Regions from separate parts of the Homo sapiens genome. Here region 1 is linked to region 2. Evidence: read pairs that join two places in POLR2A ChIA-PET (ENCODE). Cell type or tissue: A673. All regions are shown on one strand. Links, peaks and the distances in the headings refer to the core of each region. The heading gives the core; the rest is flanking DNA.

Region 1 (5,385 bases), core at 123-5,122, 110 kb after region 2:
ACGCCCAGCCACCATGTTATATTTTAATGGTCATTTAGGTTGTTTTCAGTTTTTGGCTAATTCAAATAAAACTGCAGTGGATATCCTTGCAAATGTGTCAGTAATGTCTGCAGGTTAAATTTCTTTGTAGGTCAAAGGCTATGTGCATTTGAATTTTAATGAATATTTCCAAATTGCCCTCCAAGGAGATCATGTCAATGTATGAAAAGTGACTGCTGTCCCTTGTCTTCACCTGCACAGTGCAGCGTCTAACTTTTTATGTTTCCACAGTTTGAATCATTTAATTTTTTCATTTGATTATCTTTTCATCTTGTTCTACAAATAATCATTTTCATGATGCTACAAATATTCCCTTTGTTACTCTTTAACCTTGGTTATGATATTTTTATGTGTACAAAGTTTTAATTCTTAATGTAGTCAAATTTCTCGCTTAAGAATTCAGTAGCTGCAGCTTAGGATTATATGCACAGCATGGACTATTACCGTCCACATCACTAGCATGGATTTCTGTATATTGAATTTTTTAATTCATTGTTGCAGGTTTATTTTTAATAGTATGCTGAAATTTCACTTTCAGAAGCTGACACTTACTAGTGTGAGCCACATGCTGATATTCATAATTGTGAATTAGGATCATGCCTACACCTTTATTTTTTCCTCCTACCGCCTGGGCCGGACATGAGTTTTTAAAAGGGTAATTTAAAAAGTCTAATGATGAAGACTCTTATAACTGAAGACATTAACTATAAATAAGGCTGTCTTCACATATAATAAGGACCACATTAATAACTCACTGGAGTCAGCTTTATTTTTTTGGCTGCTGAAAATTATAGGGCATTCACTACATGGAATATCATATAGCTCTTTAAAGGAATGTGGTAGATCTATCTACTGATCAGGAACTGTCTCCGAGAGTATTATTAAGGGGGACAGGAGAAGTACAGCAATCTGTTTAATATGCTCTAGCTTGTGTTTTTTTTTTTTTTTTTAAAAAGAAGGGAATTTACACACCTATATGATTATGTATGTAGAGAACAGCTCTGACAGGATGTGTAAAAATCCCAAAATAGAGTGTGAATGTAAGGATTAAAGAATTGGGGCCGGATGCGGTGCTCATGCCTGTAACGCTAGCAGTTTTGGAGGCCAGGGTAGTGGATCACTTGAGGTTAGGAGTTCAAGACCAGCCCAGCCAACGTAGTGAAACCCTGTCTCTATGAAAAATACAAAAATTAGCCGGGGGTGGTGACATGCGCCTGTAGTCCCAGCTACTTGAAAGGCTGAGGCACAAGAATCACTTGAACCTGGGAGGTGGAGGCTGCAGTGAGCCGAGATCATGCCACTGCACTCCAGCCCAGGTGACAGAGCAGGACTCTGTCTCAAAAAAAAAAAAAAAAAAAAAAAAGAACTGGGGGTGTGAGGAGTGGAGGTGAAAGGCTCTAGTATTTTATTTGACTGTTTACATTCCCATCTGAATGATCACCCATGTACTTATAATATTTTCTCACTTTTAAACAAAGTAGTAACAAAGCAATATGAGAACAAGTTCTAAAAACAGCTCAATATAATGAGGAACAAGTTCACCACTGAGTGGCTGGGAGGAAAGGGGCAAATAAGGTACCAGGAGAAAGCAGTTTGATTTTGAAAAAGGACTGAACTTCCTATTGATTAACAAGTTTTTGGTTTCAATTTATTGTACTCATAGTTGAAAACATCCTTATCTTTCAAATTATGCAGATGTAGAACCCGTAAGGATGCCTAGTAGCAGTTACAGACAAGGTCCATCAAACACCCAAAGGGTCTCTGAAACGACCGAGGCCATCGTCCTGACAGCGTGCACGCTCCCTGCTGTAACTACCCACCAATGTGAAATCCACAGTGAGCACAGCCAACTGCTCTGGGTGCCTGTGGAGCTTTAGGTACTATCGTTATCTTCTCTGAACATTAAATATGACCAAATCTTACAAATGCCATTTACCAAGGTGATTTTCTTTTCGTTTTGTCTTACCAAGATGATTTCAAATGGGGGGAAAATGCTTTCTTCACTAAATAAATTTAGTGGTAACAAAGTTTATTCTTTATTTGAAATAGTAAAGCGTACACAGTTTAAATCAGATTTCATTAAACCCTCAGAATAAAATTTTTATGTTAAAAAACTAGAGTGAATGTCAAAGTAAATTTAAGTAACTTCCAAAAGACCACATGCCCAAATTAACTGCTAACCATTTACAGAACGATTGTTAGCATGTTTGTAAATATCTTGATTTAAAAAAAACCCCAAAAAACTGTGAGGTTTTTGTTTCACCTATTTGGCTTATCTTCCATTAACAATTTACTCCATTTACACAGAATTATCAGCTTCACATCTGTTTCAGTTCAGTATTTTCTGGCTCTCAGGCACTAACATAATGCTAGCCATTTTATACACTTCAAAGAACATTGCCTTTGAGTAAAGGAAAATGTTAAAAGTTAACATTTGTGAGTAATGCATAAGCTACAATGTGTGTGTGTGCGTGTGGAGGGGGTGGGATTCTTTTTTGCAGACCTACATGAAATAAGAATCTCTATGAAAATATGAGAACCGCCAATTTCACAAATGCAAAACATACTTACAGGTGCATCATCATCAGCCACTAAAAATCATATTTATAAAACATAATGCACAAGATGATGCAAGTTCAAAAGAAAGTTTTTAAAATGCTAGGAAAATATTTGACCATTTACCATCACAAAGATGGGGAAAAAAACTGACTATGCATTAACAGCATTTCATTTCTAAGGGATGGGTAGGGTTCCAATAGGTAATTATTAAATACATTTCAGTATAGCCTACATTTCCAATTATAAATATTATTTTACAATCACAAGAGCTCATTTTTAAAAATAAAGTCTGACTACAACCAGTTATAGATTTCTTTGTTCCTTCTCCACTCCTTCTGCTTCACTTGACTAGAGAAAAAATGAAGTATCCAATGCAAAACGCAATCATTTAAATATCACAATATACGCCAAGAGACTTTCTTTTCTTACCTCAGAATTGTGTGGTAAATAAGGCACTATTTTAATAGCAAAACTCTAAAGACAATTTATATGTATCCATTGATAGGAAAGTGGTTATATTAAGTATCAAACTATGCTATGGAGTATTATATACCATGAAAAATAACAAATATAAAGATGCCGATATGGAATCACTAAGATATTTTGTTGAGGTGAAAAAGCAATATGATCTCTCATTTTAACTGAAAATGAGAGGGGAGGACATGTTTATGTTTAGACTTGTTCTGAGAGGATACTGAGAAAATAATGGTGGGAAGTTAGGGGATTCAGTGAGAAGATGATTTCATGGATACTCTTTAGAAGGTCTGACCTTTTATCTTTTTTTTTTAGACAGAATCTCGAACTGTCACCAGGCTGGAGTGCAGTGGTGTGATCTTGGCTCACTGCAACCTCCACCTCCCAGGTTCAAGCAATTCTCCGCCTCAGTCTCCCAAGTTGCTGGGATTACAGCCGCCTGCCACCACACCTGGCTAATTTTTGCATTTTTAGTAGAGACGGGATTTCACCATCTTGGCCAGACTGGTCTGAACTCCTGACCTCGTGATCCACCCACCTCGGCCTCCCTCCCAAGGTGCTGGGATTACAGGTGTGAGCCACCGTGCCCGGCCTATCATTTTTTTTAAACAGAAAAAGTTAACTTTTCCCCCCCCAGACAGGGCCTCGCTCTGTCACCCAAGCTGGAGTGCAGTGGCGCGGTCTTGGCTCACTCACTGCAACCTCGCCCCCGCCCCACCAAGCCGTCCTCCCACCTCAGCCTCCCGAGTAACTGAAACCACAGGTACATATACCACCATGCCCGTTTTTTTGTTTGTTTGTTTGTTTTGTATTTTTAGTATAGACGGGATCTCGCCATGTTGCCCAGGCTGATCTGGAACTCCTGGGCTCAAGGCATCTGCCTGCCTTAGCCTCCCAGAGTGCCGGGAGGAAAAGTTAACTTTTTAAAAAGGCCACTGACTGCAGAGTAGAAACGCAACCATTCTTAGAGCAAGGAAGATTCGTGATAATCTAGTTTGGTTTTATCCTTATCAAGAATTATGACTTTCTGGCTGGGCGTGTGGCTCACACCTGTAATCCCAACACTTGGGATTACCTGGGGAAGCCAAGGTGGGAGGATCAATTGAGCTCGGTTCAAGACCAGCCTGGGCAACGCCGTGAGACCTGGACTCTGTTAAAAACAAATTAGAAAGAGAATTGTGACTCTCCCATTACGCAATACAACAAAGAAAAGCCCAGAAAAGATGAACAGCTAAGTCACAGACAGTTGGTTCCAGAGTTAACTATTTTTTTTTCAAGGTTACACTTTCTAAAATTTCGTCTTTTGCAGTAAAGGGGTTTCACAGTGGCAAGATGTGATGTGAACCATACTAACTGCCAACAATCTAGCGTCTGCTCACACAGCTCTAAAATAATATGTACAAAACTGAACAATTTTGTTTTGTTTTGTTTTTGAGAGGGAGTCCCACTCTTTCATCCAGGCTGAAGTGAAGTGGTGCGATCTCTGCTCACTGCAACCTCTGCTCCCCTGGGGTTCAAGCCATTCTCCGGCCTCAGCCTCCCAAGTAGCTGAGATTACAGGCGCCCACCACCATGCCTGGCTAATTTCAGTATTTTTAGTAGAGACAGGGTTTCGCCATGTTGGCTAGGCTGGTCTCAAACTCCTGACCTCAGGCAATCCACCCCCCTCAGCCTCCCAAAGTGCTAGGATTACAGGCGTGCATCACCACACCTGGCAAAAAATTAAACAACGTTAAAGCTGCACTGTAAGAAAAATTAGTTCCAAAAGATGTAGGACTGTTGGAACCACCTTCTCAGTGCCTGCAGGATGTGGTCCTCAACTTCCCAAGCAGTTACAGGAATGCACAAGTAAAGCAGGAGACAGAAGCAAGATGTGCCGGCAAGACAACCTGCCCAGACACGAGGGAGAGGCCGTACAGCATCCGGATAAACAAACCACAGGGCAGTGTTGGGGGTTTTGCTAAATTATTTGGACTCCAGGCCTTGATTTCTTCCTCCACAGGACACTAACACCTCTGCCTCACATATCAGAAGTCGAGATCAATGAGCTCATAAACGAAAAGTGCCCTGCAGGAGAACAAATAGTGAGGAGCGCAAGGATCTGCATGTGACAAACAAGGAGAGAAACACAAACATCCTTAAAAGAAAATGCCCACTGCAGGTTTTAGGCCCTCATTGCTCTTCAGGCACAAGTGTGGGTGCTTCTCCCTTGATTTCCCTGGCTTCAGGCTTTGCCTCCCTAGATTCAAACACCCAAACTGCCCCCCACGCATCTCTAAAACCTAAGTCTCATTAATGTGCTTAAAACTCTTT
Region 2 (5,385 bases), core at 171-5,170:
AAGATACAGCTAAAATTATATTTAAAAATTACGTGACCAGGAGCAGTGGCTCATGACTGTAATCCCAGCATTTTGGGAGGCCACAACGGGTGGATCACCTGAGGTCAGGATTTCTGAGACCAGCCTGACCAACATGGCGAAACCCCATCTCTACTAAAAATAAAAAATTAGCCGGCTGTAGTGGTGCATGCCTGTAATAATTCCAATTACTCGGGAGGCTGAGGCAGGAGGCAGAGGTTGCAGGCTGCAGTGAGACGAGATCACGCATTGCACTCCAGCCTGGGCAATAAGAGTGAAACTCTGTCTTAAAAATATATATGTTTGTGTGTGTGTAACAGGCTGAGCATGTTGGCTCACACCTGTAATACCAGGTGTGTGTGTGTGTGTGTAACAGGCCGAGCATGTTGGCGCACACCTGTAGTACCAGGTGTGTGTGTGTGTGTAACAGGCCGAGCATGTTGGCTCACACCTGTAGTACCAGGTGTGTGTGTGTGTGTGTAACAGGCCGAGCATGTTGACTCACACCTGTAGTACCAGGTGTGTGTGTGTAACAGGCCGAGCATGTTGGCTCACACCTGTAATACCAGGTGTGTGTGTGTGTGTGTGTGTAACAGGCCAAGCATGTTGGCTTACACCTGTAGTACCAGGTGTGTGTGTGTGTGTGTGTAACAGGCCGAGCATGTTGGCGCACCCCTGTAATACCAGGTGTGTGTCTCTGTGCTTAACAGGCCGAACATGTTGGCTCACACCTGTAATACCAGGTGTGTGTGTGTGCACGTAACAGGCTGAGCATGTTGGCTCACACCTGTAATACCAGGTGTGTGTGTGTGTAACAGGCCGAGCATGTTGGCTCACACCTGTAGTACCAGTGCTTTGGGAGGCTGGTGTGGGAGATCACTCAAGGCCAGGAGTTTCTGACAGCCTGGGCAACAGAGCAAGACCCTACCTCTACCAAAAACAGAAAAAATTATGCATATCTACATTAACACACACTCATGTAGGTAGATAAAACACATACTAATTAAAGGAAGGAAACATAAAAAAATAATGGTTAGAATGGGAGGAAATATAGGTTTCTTATACTTGATCACAATTTCCAATTTTCTATAATGAAAACATTACTTTTACTGAAAGGTAAAAAAAAAAAAAAAAAATCCAATATAAAAAAAGTGCTTTCGGTGCCAACAGCGCTCCCACAAAGTGAATGTTCCTAATACTTGCTAGACTTTTTTTTTTTTTTTTGAGTTGGCGTCTTGCTCTCTCAACAAGGCTGGTGTACAATGGCACAATCTCGGCTCACTGCAACCTCTGCCTCCCAGGTTCAAGCAATTCTCTTGCCTCAACCTCCCGAGTAGCTGGGACTATATGTGCCCATCATCACACCTAGCTAATTTTTGTATTTTTAGTAGAGATGGGGTTTCGCCATGTTGGCCAGGCTGGTCGAGAACTCCTGAACTCAGGTGATCCGCCCGCCTCAGCCTCCCAAAGTGCGTGAGCCACCACACCCGGCCCCCGTTCGACTTTCTGTAAGTGTGGCAAGCCCACAAAGCGACACGGCACAAAAGGGCACGGATTCTCTGTATGCCCGGGAAGGTGGCGTTAGGACAGGCGCCCGGGGAAGGTGGCGTTACGACAGGTGCCTGGGAAGGTGGCGTTAGGACAGGTGCCCGGGGAAGGTGGTGTTAGGACACGAAGCATAGCGGCTACGGTGGGCAGACTAAGCTGATTTTCCGGGAAAAGGCTAGAACTACGAAGAAGCTTGTGCTGAGGCTTGAGTGCGTTGAGCATAGGTGCAGATGTAAGAGGATGCTGGATATAAAGAGATGTGAGCATTCTGAACTGGGAGGACAGAAGAGGAGGAAGGGCCAAGACATCCAATTCTAAGTGTCATCTTTTGTTTTATTATGAAGACAATACAATCTTGAGTTTATGTTCAAAAAAATTTAAAAAATAGAAAAGGTAATTACCTTCTAACCATTGTAGTCAAATGTGAATCAAACTAGAGCAATGTCCCATTCTGCAGGAACCTTTGGAAGCACTGAAGCTGTCACAAAGCACAACAGGCACCCAACTGGCCACACCCACATTTCAGTTGGATTTTGTTTCAATTATATGTTGAGTTTAGCATATAATTTATGTTAAGGGTAAAACTAGTAAGAGCACAGCCCACAAAATGCTATGAAGAGGATGGGCGCGGTGGCTCATGCCTGTAATCCCAGCACTTTGGGAGGCTGAGGTGGGTGGATCACCGGAGGTCAGGAGTTCGAGACCAGCCTGGCCAACATGGTGAAATCCTGCCTCTACTAAAAATGCAAAAAAATTAGCTGGGGGTGGTGGTAGGTGCCTGTAATCCCACCTACTCGGGAGGCTGCGGCAGGAGAATCACTTGAACCCAGGAGGCAGAGGTTGCAGCGAGCTGAGATGGGCCATTGTACTCCAGCCTGGGCAACAGGAGCGAAACTCTATCTCAAAAAAAAAAAAAAAAAAAAAAAAAAAGCCTATGAAGAGACTTACATGATTCTTATTACTGATCTTTGTAGGTCTCTTTACTGTTAAATGTAAACTTCATTAAAAAATATATATGTGGCATATAATATGTGCTAAAATCCATTGTCTTTTTTTTTCTAATTATAGTTTATTTGCTCCTTTAAATCTCTCATAAAAATGTTAGAATGAGAACCAAAGGAGAACCAGAAATAACATTTATTACACTTATTATTCAGCATTCTGAGTACATGAGGGCAATAATTTTCACAAATGCTTGAATATACTAAAAAGGAAGCATTGCATTTTTGAAACAGAAAAGGATCTCTGAATGAAGGGGTCAGTGACTGCTGGCAAAGTCACTGGATAAATGAAAAGCTTAAAATATATTTTGCAATTAAATGCCACATTTTAGTGTTTCTTTCATAACGCTAATTGAATTTCCTACTTGGAGACTTAAAAGTAAAAAAATGAAGTTCTTCACTGAAATCTGAGTCAAGGGCACCATTTTGTGCATAATTAAATACAGTACAACGGGAATTTGCATTAATTCAGAGTGAGAAAAATCATTAATTTATTATGTGGCCTGATGGTAACTTAACAATTTTCTACAGCACTTTAATGATTTTTTGTCTGTAACAATCACATTTATTAAACATATTAAACTTTAATTAGCTTTAGCAGATGTTATTCTTCTCCAATAATCTGGCACTAAGGAGTTTCATAACTTTAAAATTATGCCTGCCTGCCTTTGCTATTTATAGTACTTCAACTGAAAGACATTCTCTTCCTTTAAGTCTACATTAATTCTGCAGCCCTGGCAAATCCAGGCATACTAAGCTAACCGGAAAGCCTAAATATTAAGATGATTTTTCCAAACTGGATGTCTAACATATAACAACTTCAAAAACACTTATCATGGAAAAATCAATTAAATTTCACATATGTTAGAACATTGAGAAAAATAAAAAAAACAGTAAGACCGTCTCATGGATGCTCAAAGTGTTTTCCACGGTATAACTCAATTATGATTGTGCGGGGTCTTGACTGGGGTAGGATTTTCCCTTTTAGTCTATTTGGGATTTTTTTTTTTTTTTTTTTTTTTTTTTTTTTTTCAGACAGAGTTTTGCTCTTGTTGCCCAGGCTGGAGTGCAATGGTGCAATCTTGGTTCACTGCAACCTCCACCTTCCGGGTTCAAGCCATTCTCCTGCCTCAGCCTCCCAAGTAGCTGGGACTACAGGCATGCACCACCATGCCCGGCTGATTTTTTTTTTGTATTTAGTAGAGGCGGGGTTTCATCATGTTGGTCAGGTTCGTCTTGAACTCCTGGCCTCAGGGGATCCACCCGCCTTGGCCTCCCAAAGTGCTGGGATTACAGGTGTGAGCCACCGCACCTGGCCAGTCTATTTGGGATTTTAAAAGCTCATGTAAATCCCTCTACTTCTGTTCCCCTAAACCTACGACGCTCACGCAGCACAAGTGGCCATGCACGAACCCGGAGGCATCACGGAGGTGGAGAAGGCTCTCGCACTCCTAGGCACACGTTATTGCTGGCTCTTTAGTTGGCTGTCAGAATGTCTAGAACCTACGTCTGGCAGGACTTCGAATTTTTATTGCTACTCACATGATTAGCATTATCTAATTAGCCAGGAGCTGACAAAAGTCTCTGCATCTTCCAGTGTTTTGATGGGAGCAGGTCCTCCAAACTTCCTTTTATGAAACTAGATGAGATGCATAATTTTCTTATCTCTAGCTTTGGAACAAACCAGTTTTGAAACAAAGATACTAGAAGCCTTGTCTATCATAATAAATGTTAATGACAAAATTACCAAATGGCATTAAAATCTTTACCGATAAAAAGTCGTCTGCACGCCTCACCTGCAGTCCTCCTGCTCTTTAGTCCCCAGCACAGCAAGCCCTCCAGACTCTGCCACCACACAGGCAGCACCCAGCTTTCCCTGCGCTCGAGAGATTCTCCTATCTGGTCACATGGGTCATGCTTCAAACTCTGAAGGGGACCCATCTATTTCTTCACACACGAACCTGGACGTGCCACTAAACCCTTCTGGGTCACTCCGTTTAGGTGTGTTGCTTGTAGGCGGCAGCGTTTTCCTGGCCCTGTCTCAAAGTCTTTTTCTTTCATTACGTCAGTTTCTCCGCACTCACTGTTGTAACATTCAGGCTTCTCTCATTCTATGTTTTCTATTTTACGATTCTGAATGTTACTTCCCACCCCCACCCCCCATATCTGGTAAACAGAGTTGGTTCTGTTTGTCCTGTTTTATTTGCATGGTTATTTTTTCTCTCCAACAATTTGGAAGATTATCATTTCTACTGATATCATTGAGTGATGGTATTCACTAACACGTTTAAGTTTATACGTCTTTATTATTCATTACTTCCAGAACATAACGGCGTCGATGATTGACCTATTTGAAACAAACTCACTGCACTTAGGCCTCACTTCTTTCCACCTCTCTACTGGGTCCCAACTCCAGTTCTGAGGGCACTAACTGAGATGCTGTGTTAGTTTATAGTCAATTTTTAAGAACAGCTTAATTGAGGTGTACTTGACTTACTATAAGATTATCCCTTTAAATGTACAATCCAATGATTTTAGCAAATTTACAGAGTTCCGCAGCGACCCCCACAATCCGGTTTTGGGTCGCTCCACTTCTCCGAAGCTCCCGCTGCCACCTCCAGCCCTGTGCAGCCCCTGACCCGCTCTGTGTCTCTAAATGTGCCTTTCAAAGGACAGTTTATCCGAGTGGAATTACATATAATAATACGTAGTCTTGTGTCTTGCTTCGTTCACTTAGCACAGTGTTTTCAATGTTCATACACAGTGTAGTAGATATCATTTATTCCTTTTAAATTCTAAATATCTCTTAATCTATAGT

Evidence for each region. Peaks named below come from ENCODE experiments on the same cell type or tissue, not always from the same donor. Only the 100,000 strongest peaks of a DNase experiment are listed, where the experiment ranks them.
Region 1: POLR2A ChIA-PET joins it to region 2 with 5 read pairs; 3 of 35 experiments call an interaction of 5 or more read pairs at or near these places.

The regions. Positions count from the first base shown.
Region 1 is chr7:157,152,318-157,157,702 of GRCh38, reverse strand. All of the region lies in intron 1 of UBE3C (ubiquitin protein ligase E3C), which reads right to left. Among named protein-coding and RNA genes, the nearest start is that of UBE3C, 16 kb to the right of the region's middle. In A673, for the core only: no CTCF peak of the experiment used is centred there; no DNase peak of the experiment used is centred there.
Region 2 is chr7:157,259,521-157,264,905 of GRCh38, reverse strand. All of the region lies in intron 22 of UBE3C (ubiquitin protein ligase E3C), which reads right to left. It also overlaps the pseudogene RPL36AP30. Among named protein-coding and RNA genes, the nearest start is that of DNAJB6, 75 kb to the left of the region's middle. In A673, for the core only: no CTCF peak of the experiment used is centred there; a DNase peak (open chromatin) is centred at 2,915.